Regions from separate parts of the Homo sapiens genome. Here region 2 is linked to region 1. A link is an interaction called in ENCODE POLR2A ChIA-PET data of the cell type or tissue named here. Cell type or tissue: Panc1. All regions are shown on one strand. Links, peaks and the distances in the headings refer to the core of each region. The heading gives the core; the rest is flanking DNA.

The links. ChIA-PET counts read pairs that join two places held together with the same protein. Peaks named below come from ENCODE experiments on the same cell type or tissue, not always from the same donor. Only the 100,000 strongest peaks of a DNase experiment are listed, where the experiment ranks them.
Region 2: POLR2A ChIA-PET joins it to region 1 with 5 read pairs; 3 of 35 experiments call an interaction of 5 or more read pairs at or near these places.

The regions. Positions count from the first base shown.
Region 1 is chr12:68,320,857-68,328,783 of GRCh38, reverse strand. MDM1 (Mdm1 nuclear protein) reads left to right here. Exons shown (of 15, transcript NM_001354969.2): 3 at 1,763-2,127; 4 at 3,209-3,343; 5 at 5,544-5,711; 6 at 7,156-7,259; 7 at 7,338-7,437. Among named protein-coding and RNA genes, the nearest start is that of MDM1, 7.5 kb to the left of the region's middle. In Panc1, for the core only: no CTCF peak of the experiment used is centred there; no DNase peak of the experiment used is centred there; H3K27ac peaks cover 1,631 bases.
Region 2 is chr12:68,255,630-68,263,556 of GRCh38, reverse strand. No RefSeq gene overlaps it. Among named protein-coding and RNA genes, the nearest start is that of IL22, 6.0 kb to the right of the region's middle. In Panc1, for the core only: no CTCF peak of the experiment used is centred there; DNase peaks (open chromatin) are centred at 3,916 and 4,096.

The DNA of each region.
Region 1 (7,927 bases), core at 1,601-6,600:
TGTATTTTTACCCTGGGGATTTGCTGGTGCTGGGAGACAGCGGCAGACCACTTGAGAATCTTCTTTCATTTTGTGCTTCTACCAAAAACCTGCCTCTGTGTTAAAGCAGAGAGGAGTCTAATTGGTGATCTTCAAGCTTTTTTGCTTTTATACTTCCTAGAAAAATTTAGAAAAACATTGTGCTTCGTCACACATTTCTAAATTGCTATTTTTTATAATAAATTTTTATGAATAGTTTTGAATGATAGAATTTCTGGTATATTGCATAGTGCTTATATATTTTACATATATTTTGTAAAAACTCTGGAGTTGCCAATTTAGCCCATTCAATTTTTGGAAAATGTTTATCATACAATTGGCAAAGTCAGTATTCATTGGCAAACTAACCGGCCAAATTAGAATTATTTTCTGTGAGAAAGTCTGTTTATCTTTAATTAAGGTAAATGTGTTATATGCATATGTACATTTCACATGACATCCCTCTCATATCTGAATTTTAATACTGAGAAGGTAGATGGAAAATCCATGGAGCTATATGAAATAAGATGCTGTTGCTTTGTTATTTCTAATCTCTGCCTGCTTTGTTTTGCTGTCAAATATTCTCCCTCAGGGATATGCTTTCTTGAATTGTCCCTTTGTTTGGCTCCCTACCCCTGAGGTTTTGTTCTACCTTGGGCGGACGCACTGGAGTAAGTTTCAGGCTGGTTAAGAGGTGTGTCTTTCTTCTCTAAAGTGGGAAAAAGGAGATTATGAAAGGGGCGGTGGGAAATGGAACTGCAGATGGCAGATGCAGCTCTCAGGCAGATATATCAGCATCAGGCAAGAGAGCACATGTGGAGTTGAGGATCTGGAAAATGATTCCCTTAAGCTGCCCACTTCTGTTTACCCTCCTAAAACATCTTTGTGTGCCTCCAGACAGATATCCACCCAGTGAGAAGACCTGTGGTCTAGGGAAGCCTTTTAAAAGGATAAGGACCCGGGGTGACATGGCCAAGACATCTACAACAGAGGCTAAGGAGCCCTGGGTTTTACCTCATGCCCAATTTTCTTTCCACCTTCCCTTTCCATTCTGGTCTTAATCTTCCTTCTGCACCCTGCAACTGTCTTAAAGAATGGCCCTAAACTAGGGCAGTCTCTCAGTGGCTGTCATTCTGCAGAGCTGCTCTTACCTTCATAGAAGGTTAAGTTTTTGGACATTTGCTTTCCATACAGAAATATAGAGAAATTGTATCTTAGCTGTTGTTAAAAGGGCTTATTCTTTTTTAATTCTCAGGAAATCAAGGCAGATGTAGAACCAAGATCCAGCACAGTGACATCTCATCCCTTCTCATCTTGGTCTGCTCCACATAAGAGAAGCTTTGTGAAAAGTTCCAAATTTTGACAGTACCAGGGCCCATTGTTCTGTTAAGTAGCACAGGAAAGTAATTAGAAACGAGGCAGCATGTACTGCCTGGCCTGCCAGGTCTATCACGTTGCAATTCTAGTGACTTTTGTTAGGATAACTGGAACATTTTGTGACCCCCTGATTTTTAATTTTTTGTTATGGTCAAATTTTTAATGCTTTTAAAAGCAAAATTAAATATTTTATGTTGAAAAGCTGTACTTTTAAAATCCTATAATCTGAAGGATATTGTGTGTATATATAGGTACATATATCTGAACTAAATTTAAAATTTCATTTCTCCTCCACAAGTGTTCTTAAAAGTTGTCTTTGTAACTTTTTGCTTTAGTAGCTACTATTTTTGTATACCGTGTTTTGTAGGCATCACGAAAGAGCCAAGTTTTATTTCAAAAAGAAGAGTCCCTTACCATGACCCACAGATTTCAAAATCTCTGGAGTGGAATGGAGCTATCTCAGAGAGCAATGTGGTTGCATCACCAGAACCAGAAGCCCCGGAAACACCAAAATCACAAGAAGCAGAACAAAAGGATGTTACTCAAGAAAGAGTTCACTCACTAGAAGCTTCCAGGGTTCCCAAAAGAACCAGATCTCACTCTGCAGACTCCAGAGCTGAAGGGGCTTCAGATGTGGAAAATAATGAGGGTGTAACAAACCATACACCAGTTAATGAAAATGTGGAACTGGAACATTCTACCAAGGTTCTTTCAGAAAATGTAGATAATGGGGTAGGCATATTCACTGCATTTCTTTTCAAAAGCATAGAATTCTTCATTGGTTTCATTGTCATTTCTGTAATATTACATTTTGTGTTTCAGAATTTTCCATTGTTGTTTTCTTGTCTAATGTCTATAAGAATAGTTGATAACAGGCTGTTGACTTTAGTTATTGTGAATTAGTTCTATTCTGACTACTCGCTATTTTGTAGTAGTTGTACTATGATAATCTGTTTATTGGATGGACCTCCTGCGTCTGGATTTTATTCATCATATATTAGCACCTGAGTCCTAAGGGAGAGATCAAGTTGAGACAGAGAAGGGAAGTAGGCCCTTACTTCTGGCAGGGTGCTGAGCTGACTTCTACCTAGCCCCTTTTCAGTTTCTTATCGTGTACAAGAAGACAAACAGAAATTCAATTGATGAAATGCAAAAGGAAGGAGAGCTCTGGCTGTCTCTCAGAGATCTTGCATTTCTGCTCTCTTATGTCACAGCTGGCCTGCAGCAGGTCCCTGTGAGCACATAAGCAGAGGCTGCAGGAACTTGTGTGGGGATCTCAATGCTTTCCACATTTCTTTCTCCATTCTGTTCCACTGCTCTTCTCTGGTTCATGTCCACCACTGACTGGGACCCTGAAGAGGCATTTCAGAGTGTTGGAGAAGAATCTGTAGCTTGTTGAAAAAGCTGGGGGTGAAAGGGAACAAGGAAGGTGATGTGTGAGTCTGGCAGGCAGGAGAAGGGGTGTTCATAGAAGCAGTGTGCAGGTGAGGCAAAGTGCTGGGACTTTTTGGTAATAGATTTAATTATGAATGATTAGTAGGAAAGGACTGAGAGTATTATATTTTTCCTGGGATGCCTAATAGTCCTTTGATAGAAAGGAATTTTAAATAGTTTGACACTTGAAAAAAGATACTATTTATAAGTTGAAGAAAGTTTGCTGTACCACAATGCGCATGTAGTTAACAATTTTGCACTGTAGATTTAACATTTTGTTAAGAGGATAGATTTCATGTTATGCATTTTTTACCACAATTTTTAAAAAGTTTGAATAGAAATTTTTAATGTCTTTGAGTGGATTTTGTTTTTTGAACAGTTGGATAGACTTCTGCGTAAGAAAGCTGGATTGACTGTTGTTCCTTCATATAATGCCTTGAGAAATTCTGAATATCAAAGGCAGTTTGTTTGGAAGACTTCTAAAGAAACTGCTCCAGCTTTTGCAGCCAATCAGGTAGCTTAATGGATGTAATACATTTCTGAGTACCATTATCTTATCTAGTAATGTAGATTTACATAGAATTAAGAGTTGAAAGAAATTAAGTACTTAAGTAGCCTGGAGGTAGGTTCTAGAAAACCAAAATGAGAGTTTTGCTAAAATCATCCTATTACTTATGATTTATGGTAGTAATATTATACTGTCCTAGGCTTCTGATGATCATTGTTGCCAGATGCAGCACATATACTAAATATGAGACAGGGTAATGAAAACTTGGGGAACTGGTAAGTTTTTGCATGCTACAAGATTTTTTTACTTATTAAAAAATTATTAAATTGATTTTATTCTAAAATGTTGTGTTTTGTTGACTAATATATTGCGTGTTTCCTGTATTCTAAGAAAGGCGTAACTGCTTTGAATATTTAATAAATACAAAATATGTTGACAGTAACACAAGATACGTAATTTTGTCCTTGTATCAGACAAATAGTAATAGGCATTGTCAGTATAACTATATTTGTAAAATTCAAAAGCTGTAATGATGTGGTATTAGATTTCATTATACTCCTGCACAATTTTAGTATTGAGATACCATTACTAATAGATAGTCTGTTGTTTTACTACCTTCATCCTTTAGGGAGTTCTTAGGCTTTAAACTCTCATTTATGTTCTTAACAGTACTTCTAGGCATAGACAGGAAATACCTCCACTTGGAATATCCCCAGAGACCTGTAATGGCTTAGTCTGTTTTTTCTTCTGGTCTTCGTGTTTTTCTTTATAAATACACACACTTTCACACACCCTCACATTCATTTTCTCCTGTACGTCAACATTCACTTGTATATTTTGTATAGCCGTAAGAACTGACAGGATAATTAGATTCAGCAAGACAATAACATCTAGTCATCTTACATTAAGATAGAAAAACACCAGTGATCCTATAAATTGTGGCAGCTTTGGGCTTAATTATTATTCAATTTTTAAAATACCTTTGAAATTTATATAACATTTTAAGAATCTGTGAAGTAACAAAGTGATAAATACCCTTTATTAACCTAGTAAATAGGATCAGTACTTCTTTTGCTTGCCTACAGGTTTTTTTGGAGATTAAGTGTACCTAAAACATTACTTACAACCTGAAAATTGTAATTATTCAGTTTTTTATAGAGTATTTGACCTTTAAAATAGAGCTGATTCAAATCAAAGCCCTATCATCATCAAATAGGGCTTTTACATGTCAGTGAAAGCGTTGTGTAGAAACGTTACTTTTATAAGAGAAATCACTAGCGATATATTCAGTAGTTTTACTGCTTTCTTTAATAAGTGTTTCACATACTTTTTTTAGAAGGAAATGCTCATGGTTAGTTCAAAGCATATTGAATTCAGAGTCTATGGATTGAAGAGCTTTGAGACAGCTTTCAATGCTTGTTGATAGGAAACCTCTAAAAGGGTTGTTCATTTCATTTTATCAGACACCTGCTTTCTGAAAGGATGTCTTATATTAATATGTAAAGGAGTCAGAACAGTTTTTGGCAGTAAAGTCCTTGAGGTTATACTGTACTAAAAAAGATAAACTGTTTAGATCTGATCTGTATGAAGATGTACTATCCAGCATTACAAAGCAGTAATATAACTTGACTGAGTTCCCCATCTTTTCCATTTGCTTTCCTTGTAATCAGTGGTAATATGCCGTGAAATAGAAACCATATTGTGAAGTAGTAAGTATAAAAGGAAATATTTAACAATAGAAGTGTAGTAATTGCTCAGAACATTTTCTTTGCCTTAATAAAATACGCTGAAAATAAGCCAAGGGAAGAAAAGCTAAACAAATTGAACATATTGGGTATTCAGAAATGTGAAGAATTTTCTATTAAGGCAGGAAGAAAAAAAATCATGTCAGGGAGGAAGAAAAAAACCTGTAGAACTGACAACAGAGTTGCCTTAAAGCTAATGTCTATGTCATATGAAAATATGCCAACGTTTATTTTGATTATAAGCTATATTTTGATTACAAAACTGTTATTCAAAACATAGTAATGAGTACATAAAGTTGACCTTTGGATGTTAATAATATATGTGAAATGAAATTAAAATCATATATAACTTTGCTATTTTTTTGTCCTGTAATTCAACTTTATGTTTTGTTAAGTAATTGAAGACCAAAGTTCCGCATATTTAATCAACAAAACTAAACTAAAATAATTTTTGTTTTAAGGTTTTCCACAATAAAAGCCAGTTTGTTCCACCATTCAAAGGTAACTCAGTCATCCATGAAACTGAATACAAAAGAAATTTCAAGGGTTTATCTCCAGTGAAAGAACCAAAATTAAGAAATGATTTGAGAGAAAACAGAAATCTTGAAACAGTGTCTCCTGAAAGGAAGGTATTCATCAACTTTTAACCTTACAAAACAAAATCCCCGTTATTTTAGATTCTCCACGTTTTCGTTTACTTACTACCACCTGGGAGTTTTTGGTTTTCACTAGTTCATTAATTCATTTGTTCATCAAATGTTCATTGAGCCAGCTACTAGGAGCAGACATGGGTTGGTACTGAGAATACAAGGCTGGCAAATAGCCCCAAGCAGCTCTTGGGCTAGTGGGGAGACAGACATAAATAAAAATGATACAGCATGATGAGTACTTAACAATACAGGAAGTAAGTCTAATAAGTTTAGTATCAAAGTCAAGTAAGTTTAATATCAAATGACTGGATTTACAGTAACCTCCAGGGGTAACAGTAGTGATAGAAATACTTATTTTAAGTTATGGAAATTAAACACATACATACTTATATGTATTTTATTTTTATTTATTTTTTTCGAGACAGAGTCTTGGTCTGTCGCCCAGGCTGGAGTGCAGTGGCACGATCTCGGCTCACTGCAACCTCTGCCTCCCGGATTCAAGCAATTCTCCTGCCTCAGCCTCCTGAGTAGCTGGGACTACAGATGCACGCCACCATGCCCGGCTAATTTTTGTATTTTTAGTAGAGATGCGGGTTTCACTGTGTTGGCCAGGCTGGTCTCGAACTACTAGCCTCAGGTGATCCGCCTACCTTGGCCTCCTGAAGTGCTGGGATTACAGGTGTGAGCCACCACACCCGGCCATCACATGTATTTTAAACCAAAGCTTTAGCATGCCAAATTATAGCCAGTATAATTCACATGATTTACCTCAGAATATACAAACAACTGCTTCTGTGTGATATTACAGCCATTTAATTTGCAGAATCAGGCTAACATGATTATAAATTACAGGTAATTGGGGTATAAATACTATTTTTGAATCTCCTGGAATGTTGATACCCGATACTTTATGGTCCTAAAAATAGAAAGTATGTAATTACAAGTAAATATGACTAAAAGTAAAATGATGTATACACACACACATATATTAGGCCTATGATATTATTGGAGAAAAAAAGAATTGTTATTCAGTAAAGCGATTTGGTAACTAATTCATCAGGATCTTATGTTTAATTACTGTAACGCAATTGTAAATTTAGAATATCAAATTCAGTATGTGGTAACATTATTTAGATATGTATTTGTTAACTTAAAAATTTTCTTCCTTAGCCAAAGATCTAAAATCTTTATTGTTAGAAAATGAAACTATATCCTCAGCTAAACTTCAAAAATAACTAACCAAATATACTAAAAATTTCAAAACTTCTTTGTTGATTTCTTATGGTTTTTATTTTCTTTAGTATCTAAAGCTTCTAAAAATAGAAATGTCATTAAATATTCAAGTCTAACTTTATAACATGCATGTTTTCACTTTAATGTGTAACATCTTAAGCATAAAAAGCTTAAATGATTTCCATTTCAGAGTAATAAAATAGACGATCGTTTAAAATTGGAAGCAGAGATGGAATTAAAAGACTTACACCAGCCTAAAAGGAAGCTTACTCCTTGGAAACATCAAAGGCTTGGGTATGTATTTTAATAGGAAAATATGGTATTTCAATGATTAACATGGTGAAATATTTACTTTCATTTCATTTCTATTAGGAAGGTGAATTCCGAATATAGAGCAAAATTTCTGAGCCCAGCTCAGTATTTATATAAAGCTGGGGCTTGGACACATGTAAAGGGAAACATGCCAAATCAGGTGAGTGTACATGACCTCAATAAGCCTACATGTTCTTTCAGCCTCTGTTAACACTTTAATTTCACAACGAGTTCCTTTTGGTAATAGAGACCACAATTTAAAGAAGTATGATATAATAATAGCACTAATAGTATCAGGAACTTATGTATTAGAATGTAAATTATCATTTTTTTTAATGCCACTGGCTCTTCAGAAATTAATATTTATTGAGGTCTTTTAAGTTTAATGCTTTTTACCATCAAACATTTGATTGTGTTAATAGTCAATTTATAGAATTGTATCATTATAGATTCGATTATTTCATAACCTCCAGACCTCCACTGTCTCAACTGAAGATTAATTTTCAAGATGAAATAATTTATCTGATAGTGATGCCCATTGTCAATGTGTACTATTACAGTTTGTAGGCAAAAGAAAGGTGAAGTTTGTGTTGTTAGAGGTGTGAGCTACAGTTTTGGGGTACTCTGACTTGGGAGAAACTCTGGGGATC
Region 2 (7,927 bases), core at 1,752-6,751, 65 kb after region 1:
CCCTCCCTTCCCTTCTTTGCCATCACTTCCCAACATGTACATTCCATTCTAATCCAAAGAGTCATTTCTTTATCTTGAACTATGTTCCCATGTTCAAGTTTTATTTTTCTGCTGCTTCCTCTTCTTGGATAGTTCTTCTTCCATTCTTTCAACTGGCCCAAGTACTAATAATATTTAAAATGTTACTCAAATCCAGCATCCTTCTTAAAGTCTTGAATGAGTTTTCAGTATCAACCATCGGATCTCTATTGCAGTGGCTGTAATTTCATTGTAAAGATGTTTTATTCATTTAAAGTTAACTCATATTTGTGGGGCAATAAATACTACATAGAATTGTTATTTTTCTTCTTTGAATAATTGTCATCTCCACTATACTCTGAGTGCTCCAAGAGCAAGAAACATGTCTTTTTCATCTTGCATCCCTAGTGTCCAGCCCAGTGCCTGAGACATAGCAGTTGAATTGAAAATGTTACAGTATGAATTGTATTCTGAAGTTCCTTGAGGACAGGGCTATGTCTCAGTCATTTTATATGCCCCAAAGTCAAAGACAGTACCAGGCCCATGGCAGATATTCAACAATCTTTATTGCATTGAGCATTCAGAATAGAAAAGTAGGAATTGTCATGCTTGGTAACATTAAAGAAGGACAGAGATTAAATCTAGAGTGTGAATGGTCAGTTCTAGGAATCAGTAATTATGTCCTGGGTTTTGTCCACAAATTAAGAGGAGAGGCCTGAACAGATAGCAAAGGCCAACATGGCCACCTCCTGGGAGGTACAGAACTGAGCAGAGGAAGGAAGCCCTGGAAGTTATTACCCGAATTCGAGAACATTGGGACAAGATGAGAATTGACAAGATTTAACTGATTCTGAGGAATAATGACTTTAAGAACATTTTCAGTAAATTACAAAATACATATAGAAAAGTGAATAAATCATAAATGCATAATTCAATAAATTTTCACAATATAAACACACGCATACAGTCAGCCAGATAGAGAAAAACATTACCAGCATCCCAAAAGTCCCATTCCAGTGTCTCAGCACCCCTTAAAGTAACTACTCTTCTGACTTCCAATGTATTAGACCAGTTTTGCCTGTTTTTTGAATTTTATATGAAAGAAATGATATTACTTGTATTTTTCTGTATTTGGTTTCTTTTGCTCGGCATTTTTTCATGGGATTTATTCCTTTGTAGTTACATGTAGCAATATAATGTATACTGTTATTGCTGTATAGTATTCCAATATGTAACTATATTGCACTTTATCCATTCTGAATTTTTCAGTGTGGGGCAATTATGAATAATGTTGTTATGCATATTTCCTTACATATCTCTTGGTAAACAAGCTCATTTCTGTTGGGTATGTGGCTAGAAACTGAATAGTTGAATCACAGGGTATGTATTTGTTCAGCCTTAGTAGATAATGCAGAACAGTTTTCTAAAATGGTTTTTCCAATTTATACTCTTTAGAGTAGCATATGAGAGTTTCATTTGCTCTAAATGCTTGCCAACAATTGGTATTGTCTGTCTTTTTCATTTTAGTCATTCTGGTGGGTGTGTGGTTTTAATTCTGCATTTCCCTTTGCCTAGTAAAGTCAAACCCCTTTCATGTGTTTATTGGATCTCTTTTGCAAAGTGCCTGTTCAAGCTTTTGTCCATTTTTTTTTCTCCTGGGTGGTCTTTTATTGATTTGCAAGAACTCTATAAATTCTGGATTTGAGTCCTTTATTAGATGTATTACAAATATCTTTCTGGGATTATTTTTGACAACAACTCACTCGTAGTGGTTCCAAAAATAGAAAGTGTCAGTAGATATTTATTGATTGAAAGAGGAAAAGATTCTACATAAAGAGATATTTCAAAGGAAGACACAGGAGGGTTTAGGACAGTTTGACCATACAGGATGAAGGCAAAAGGAGACTCATGCTAAGATTTTAAGTCAAGAACAAGACTCATTAATTCATTGAAGAGATTTGACTTGTGCAAGGTAAAACATCTAGCTAAGTTGCAGAATCTCTATTTCCTGACTCGTGGTTCACTCATTACTATTTCCATGTCTTTCTCTCAGTTGCTACATATGTTGTTCATGAAGAAGCTCCTTGTAGTTAATAGCTGGTGTTTCCTGAACGCTTACTATATTCCATGCCTGCTGAATGGTAGGAGCTTAGTAAATGGAATAGTCAAAGATATTTACTGTAACAATCATTTGGTCATCTGTGCTTATAATTCATTCAGTCATCCATAGAACTTACTGAGGGTCTATGATGTGCCAGGGACTGTTCCGGGTATACAAACTCTTTGCTTTTGTGGAGCTGATGTTACAGTGAATGAATGAATGAGAAAATGAAGGAATAAAGCACATTGCCCCCTTTCTCTCATGCAGCACCTTGTGTGTAGCTTTTTGTCTCTGCTCCATTTCCTGGGCAGACCTCGCTCAGATATTTCCTCTCATACTCATGCATTCACAAACTGTGCCTTTTAATGGATGATTCCACTTGTCTATGACTACATTATTTATTGTAACTCTTTCCTTTTCCAGCCTGTCAAATAGTCTATGCACTATTTCTATTTGGTTCTTATATTTAATTGCTTGCCCCTGCCAACTCATTTGAGTACTTTTACTTTCTCTAAAGGCATGTTAACTAACTAATATGAATACAGTTTAAATTCTAATTCTCTAATCAGCATTTATGTACATTTAATCTTTTCTTTCAAAAGCAAGTCCATTTCAGATTAATCCTGAGGTTACTACAATATAATTAATGCTATTTTTGTATTTTTTTAGAAGTAAGAAATGTGGAGCCAAGATTCCTTATTTGGCAAAATATTCCAACAGCAACAAAACAGATATTTGTTAAACAGGTTGAAATATTATTATCTTCGTTTATTTGGTTGTAAGAATATGAAAGGAATAACAAGATTGCACCTCTTTTGCAACAGGCTACATTTCAGATCTGCCCTGATTCAGAGCGACATCTTGTCCAACTAACCCAAATTTGGGATAATTTACCCTATTTATAGTACACATGCAGCCGCTGAATTAGAACAGTGACAAAGAAAAGGAAAAAGGGGCATTTTCTCAGGATTGATATTTGTGATATTTTAAAACCAAATCACCCAGGCTTTGGAACTGTGTTTGGACAGACAATACCAATTGTTGGCAAGCATTTATAGAAAATGAAACTCTCATATGCTACTCTAAAGAGTACAAATTGGAAAAACCATTTTAGAAAACAGTTCTGCATTATCCACTAAGACTGAACAAATATATACCCTGTGGTTCATATTTTTAAAAGTTTAACAGGGTCGTGAGGGTGTAGCAAATGTTTAGTTTACTTGGCCCACAATGTTCCCATCAAAGGCTGAGAGGATCTGGTAAGACAACACCAAGAATCACGGAGTTTTGAATATGAATTTTTAAAAGTTATGTTTTAAAATAATATGTAGCGTCTGCAAAATGTGAAAAATGTTAATAACTCTAAAACTGATTAGAGAACTGGGATAAAATATTCACCGATATTAGTAAATTAATTGTGTTTTGAATCTCTGGTGGCAGAAGCAAGTGTGGGTTATGACTCTTTACACCTATTTACTCGCCAAAATAATAAATGAAAAGAGAGACTGGGATGTACCTGTGGTCTTCAAAAAATCTATGACAGTAGAGGGCAGATGTTAGGAAGCTAATATCAAATTCTGTTTGCACTAGAGTAGTGAAGAATTTCCATAAATGTTGCCTTCCTCTATCTTTTAAGTTGATTTCAGTACTTAGCATTAGTAGGGAGAAAAACATGCTCGTTTACATTATGACACATTCCTGTGGATAGAGTCTTCTCTTTAAGATGAGATATAATACTGACTGAGAAGACTCAGTCCCCAGGAAGAAGGGAAAGGTGGCTATGGTTGACAAGTGTCTTTGTGGGCAGATTGTGGCAGGTGAGGTGGGACTGGTAGGAAGTTACTCTGGGTACCACCAGGGTTACCTTAGAGCAGAAGTGGGAAGTAAATGCAGTTTATGTTTGAAAACCCCAGTCTCTAGCTTTTGTTTTTTGCTGTACCTCTAACCTCTTCTCCTCACTGGCTGTGAATCACTTGCTCTTCGTGTTCTCAGGAGATGAGTAATTGAATAATCCCTTTCTCCAAGCCAGCTGGGTACTTATTCACACCAAGGTAAATGTGACTAATAACAGCTTCGCATCTTACTTCTCCCATGAAGTAAGTAGGAATTAAATCTTATACACAAGACCTCAGTGAAAAAATTTTTGAAAGACTAGCAAAAGGGTATAAAAGAAGGTCTTTGGCAGAGACATGGTCGATACTCTTGGATGTAATGAGTTCACATTACAAAGATGTTAATTCTCCTTAAACTGGTCTTTACATTAAATAAAAACCTAGTAAAAATTTCTGCCATATTTTTCCAGGAACTTGACAAATTTATCATAAGCTTTATATAAAATATATATGAAAAGTCCACGAATAGCTAAGTCAGCCCTGAAAAAGTAGAGCAAAAAACGTAAAATTTCCTGTTCAGTTTTAAAGACACTCTTCAGTAATGACTGGCTTAAGAACAAAAAGAAAAATAAATAAACCAATGGAACAAAAAAGAGGACTCAGATATATATTTCTATGTATGGGAAATTCACATATGATAAAAGACATTGTTTAGTGGACTATGTTGGGAAAACTGGCTCACTATGTGGAGAAGAATAAAGTTGGATTTCTTACCTTTCATCACATACAAAAATGCATTAAAGACCTGATTGTGAAAGGTTAAGCCATAGAATAAATAGAAGACGAGATAGAAGAATGTCTTTGTGACCTTGGGATGGAGAGAGGCTTTTCAAACAAACCTTGAAAAGTGCAAATCATATAATTATAAATAATGTCTTAGATGACATCCAAATTAAGTCTTGCTGTTCAACAAAGGCCAAATAAACAAAGTGAATTGACAGATAAAAAATTGGGAGAAGGTCAGGTGTGGTGGCTCATGCCTGTAATCCAGCACTTTGGGAGGCCAAGGTGGGTGGATCTCTTGAGGTCAGGAGTTCGAGACCAGCTTGGCCAATATGATGAAACCCCATCTCTACTAAAAATTAGCCAGGCATGGTGGCGGATGCCTGTAATCCCAGCTACTTGGGAGATTGAGGTGGGAGAGTTGCTTGAACTGAGGAGGTGGAGGTTGCAGTGAGCTGAGATTGCACCACTGCCCTCCAGCTTGGGTGACAGAGCGAGACTCCGTCTCAAAAAAAACAAAAACAAAAACAAAACAAAAGGAGGAGAGTTTGTTATGGCTACAACCAAAAATATACAGGGAACTCTTACAAATCAACAACAGAAAAAGAGCAAAGCCCGCTAGAAAAATGAGTGACTAATGTAAGTAACCAATGTATAAAAGGTGGAAACCCGAGTGGCTACTAGTGTATGAAGAAAAATGTAAATTAAAACAGTAACAAGATAGATACCATTTTAAACCTCCAAAGCCTGGCCAAGTTAAAGCTGGATCATACGAAGTGTGGAGGGGGATTTAAGGAAACAGAGGAAGCTTTATTTGCTGGTGTGAGAGTAGATTAACACTCTTTCTGGAGAGCAATCTGGCAATATTTAGTAAATGCTAATAAACTTATCCTTATGACTTAGTGGACATACTTCAAAAATTATGTCAAAAATACTCTCAAAAAATACCATAAAAATGACTTGGTTAAGGGTGTTTAGAGCTACAATGTCTGTGGTCTGGGCAATTGGAGGCAGTTCAGGTGCCCACTGTTGGAGAATGAATAAGTAAGATGTGGTCGGTACACACTCTGGAATGTCACATTACAAGCAGAGGCTACACAAAGAAACATGGACAGATGGTAAGACATCATGCTCAGTAAAAAGGTAAGAAAGAGAGCCATTCCTGTAAAATAAAAATACCTACACACACTAAACAACACTTCTTTTTGCACAGGGATGCATCGATATTCAGAAATACACATGAAACATTAGAGCCATGACCTATGGCAATGGTAGAGGTGGTGGTAGGTGTTTAGTGGGGAGGGAAGGAGAATGATGAGGGTAGGATCACACCCACGCACGTGTGCACACACACACACAGAAACTTGTATGGAACAATGATCATGTGCACTGGACTGAAGAGTATGATGAGTACAAATCTTTTTACCTGTGATACCAGAAGTCTTCTTTCTTCTAGGGAGATTTGTGTCTTAAAGAATGCATTTCCAGTCATGGATTTTCTAGCATCAGTCAATGAGTTGGGAAACTATTTTATGTATGTGATCAATGAATATTTATTTTGCCACTATATGCCAGGCACTGTTCCATGTGCTAGGCACAGTATAGTGAATGAGACAGCCAAAGCCTACTTCTGGTTGAGGATTCTGATTAGTCCTTCTTGGCATTAGATCAGGTAAATTGTTACATATTCCAAATCAACCATGGGTATGGTCTGTCTGGGACCTGGGAGGTGGGCTTTGGGGTTGCTCTTCATCTGCGGTGGCTTTGGGAGAGACTTGAAAATTCACAAGGAAACAACTGCAGAAAAGGCCCATTATAATCTGAAAGTATTTAGCATACATATGTCTCTGGTTGCTGTTTTCACAGGATCACCTTTTTGTTATACCCACAATCTCTTCCATTTTTTTTTTTGAGACAGAATCTTGCTCTATCACCCAGACTATAGCACAGTGCGGTGATGTTGTCTCACTGCAACCTCAGCCTCCTGGGTTCAAGCGATTCTCCCACCTTAGCCTCCCGAGTAGCTGGGACTATAGGTGCACCACCACCCCCGGCTAATTTTTGTATTTTTAGTAGAGACAGGGTTTCACCATGTTGGCCAGACTAGTCTCAAACTCCTGACCTCAGGTGATCTGCCCACCTCAGCCTCCCAAAGTGCTGGGATTATAGGCGTGAGCCACTGCGCCCAGCCTCACAATCTCTTCTAATAGCAAATATTTCTGAGACTCCTAGTATGACTGTTCAGAAACCCCCATACAACACCAGAGCAGATTTTCCCTTTAGTGAGTTTTAGTTAAACTCATTGAAACTTAAGATCTAGGCTCCATTAACACTATCTTCTTGATGCTTGGTCCATCAGGGGCATACAATGAATAAGAGACACACTGCTGCTCTTAAAGAGGGCTTTGCAATTTTCTGACATTCTCTTTCTGTTTCACAGTGATTTATTTTCTATTCAGGAACAATAAGCTGGTAAGCAGGACTGGGTCAAACATCAACTTTAGAAATACCGTAAAGGCTGTCAATATGCTTTTATTGAGTCCTTCCTATGTGTGTAGCACTGTTCTAAGTGTTGGAGTCACAAAGACGAAAGAGACAGAGACTCTTCCCTCGAAAGCATGTAATTCAACGATGTCAAAACTTATTTTCCCGTGGAAAGAAAATTATGTATGCTGGTCAGTTTCCCAGGCAAACCCACAAAAGCCTATTTAATCGATGAATAGCTTAAATCTAGTGCTAATAGAATTATACGGAGTTCTGGGCAAAAATGGCCATATATAATAGGAAACTGAATAAGGAAGAGTTTCATCATCTTTTCTTGGGCCCATGGTCAACCCCAAGGAAACATTTGGAACACACCTATTTTTTTTCAATTCAGAAAAAAAATCTTATTTTTATTTGACAAATAAAAATTATATATACAGTATTTATGTTACACAATATGATGTTTTAAAAATTACTTATTTTTTAAATTGATGCATTATAATTGTACATATCTATGGAGTATAATTTGATGTTTTGATATAAGTGTATGCTGTATGATACAATTAGGTTAGTTAGTGTATCCATCACCTCATGCATTTATCATTACTTTGTGGTGAGAATCTTCAAAAGCCTCTCTTCTAGCTATTTTGTAAAATACAATATTTTCCTGTTAAATACAGTCATTCTACTGTGTAATAGAACACCGAAA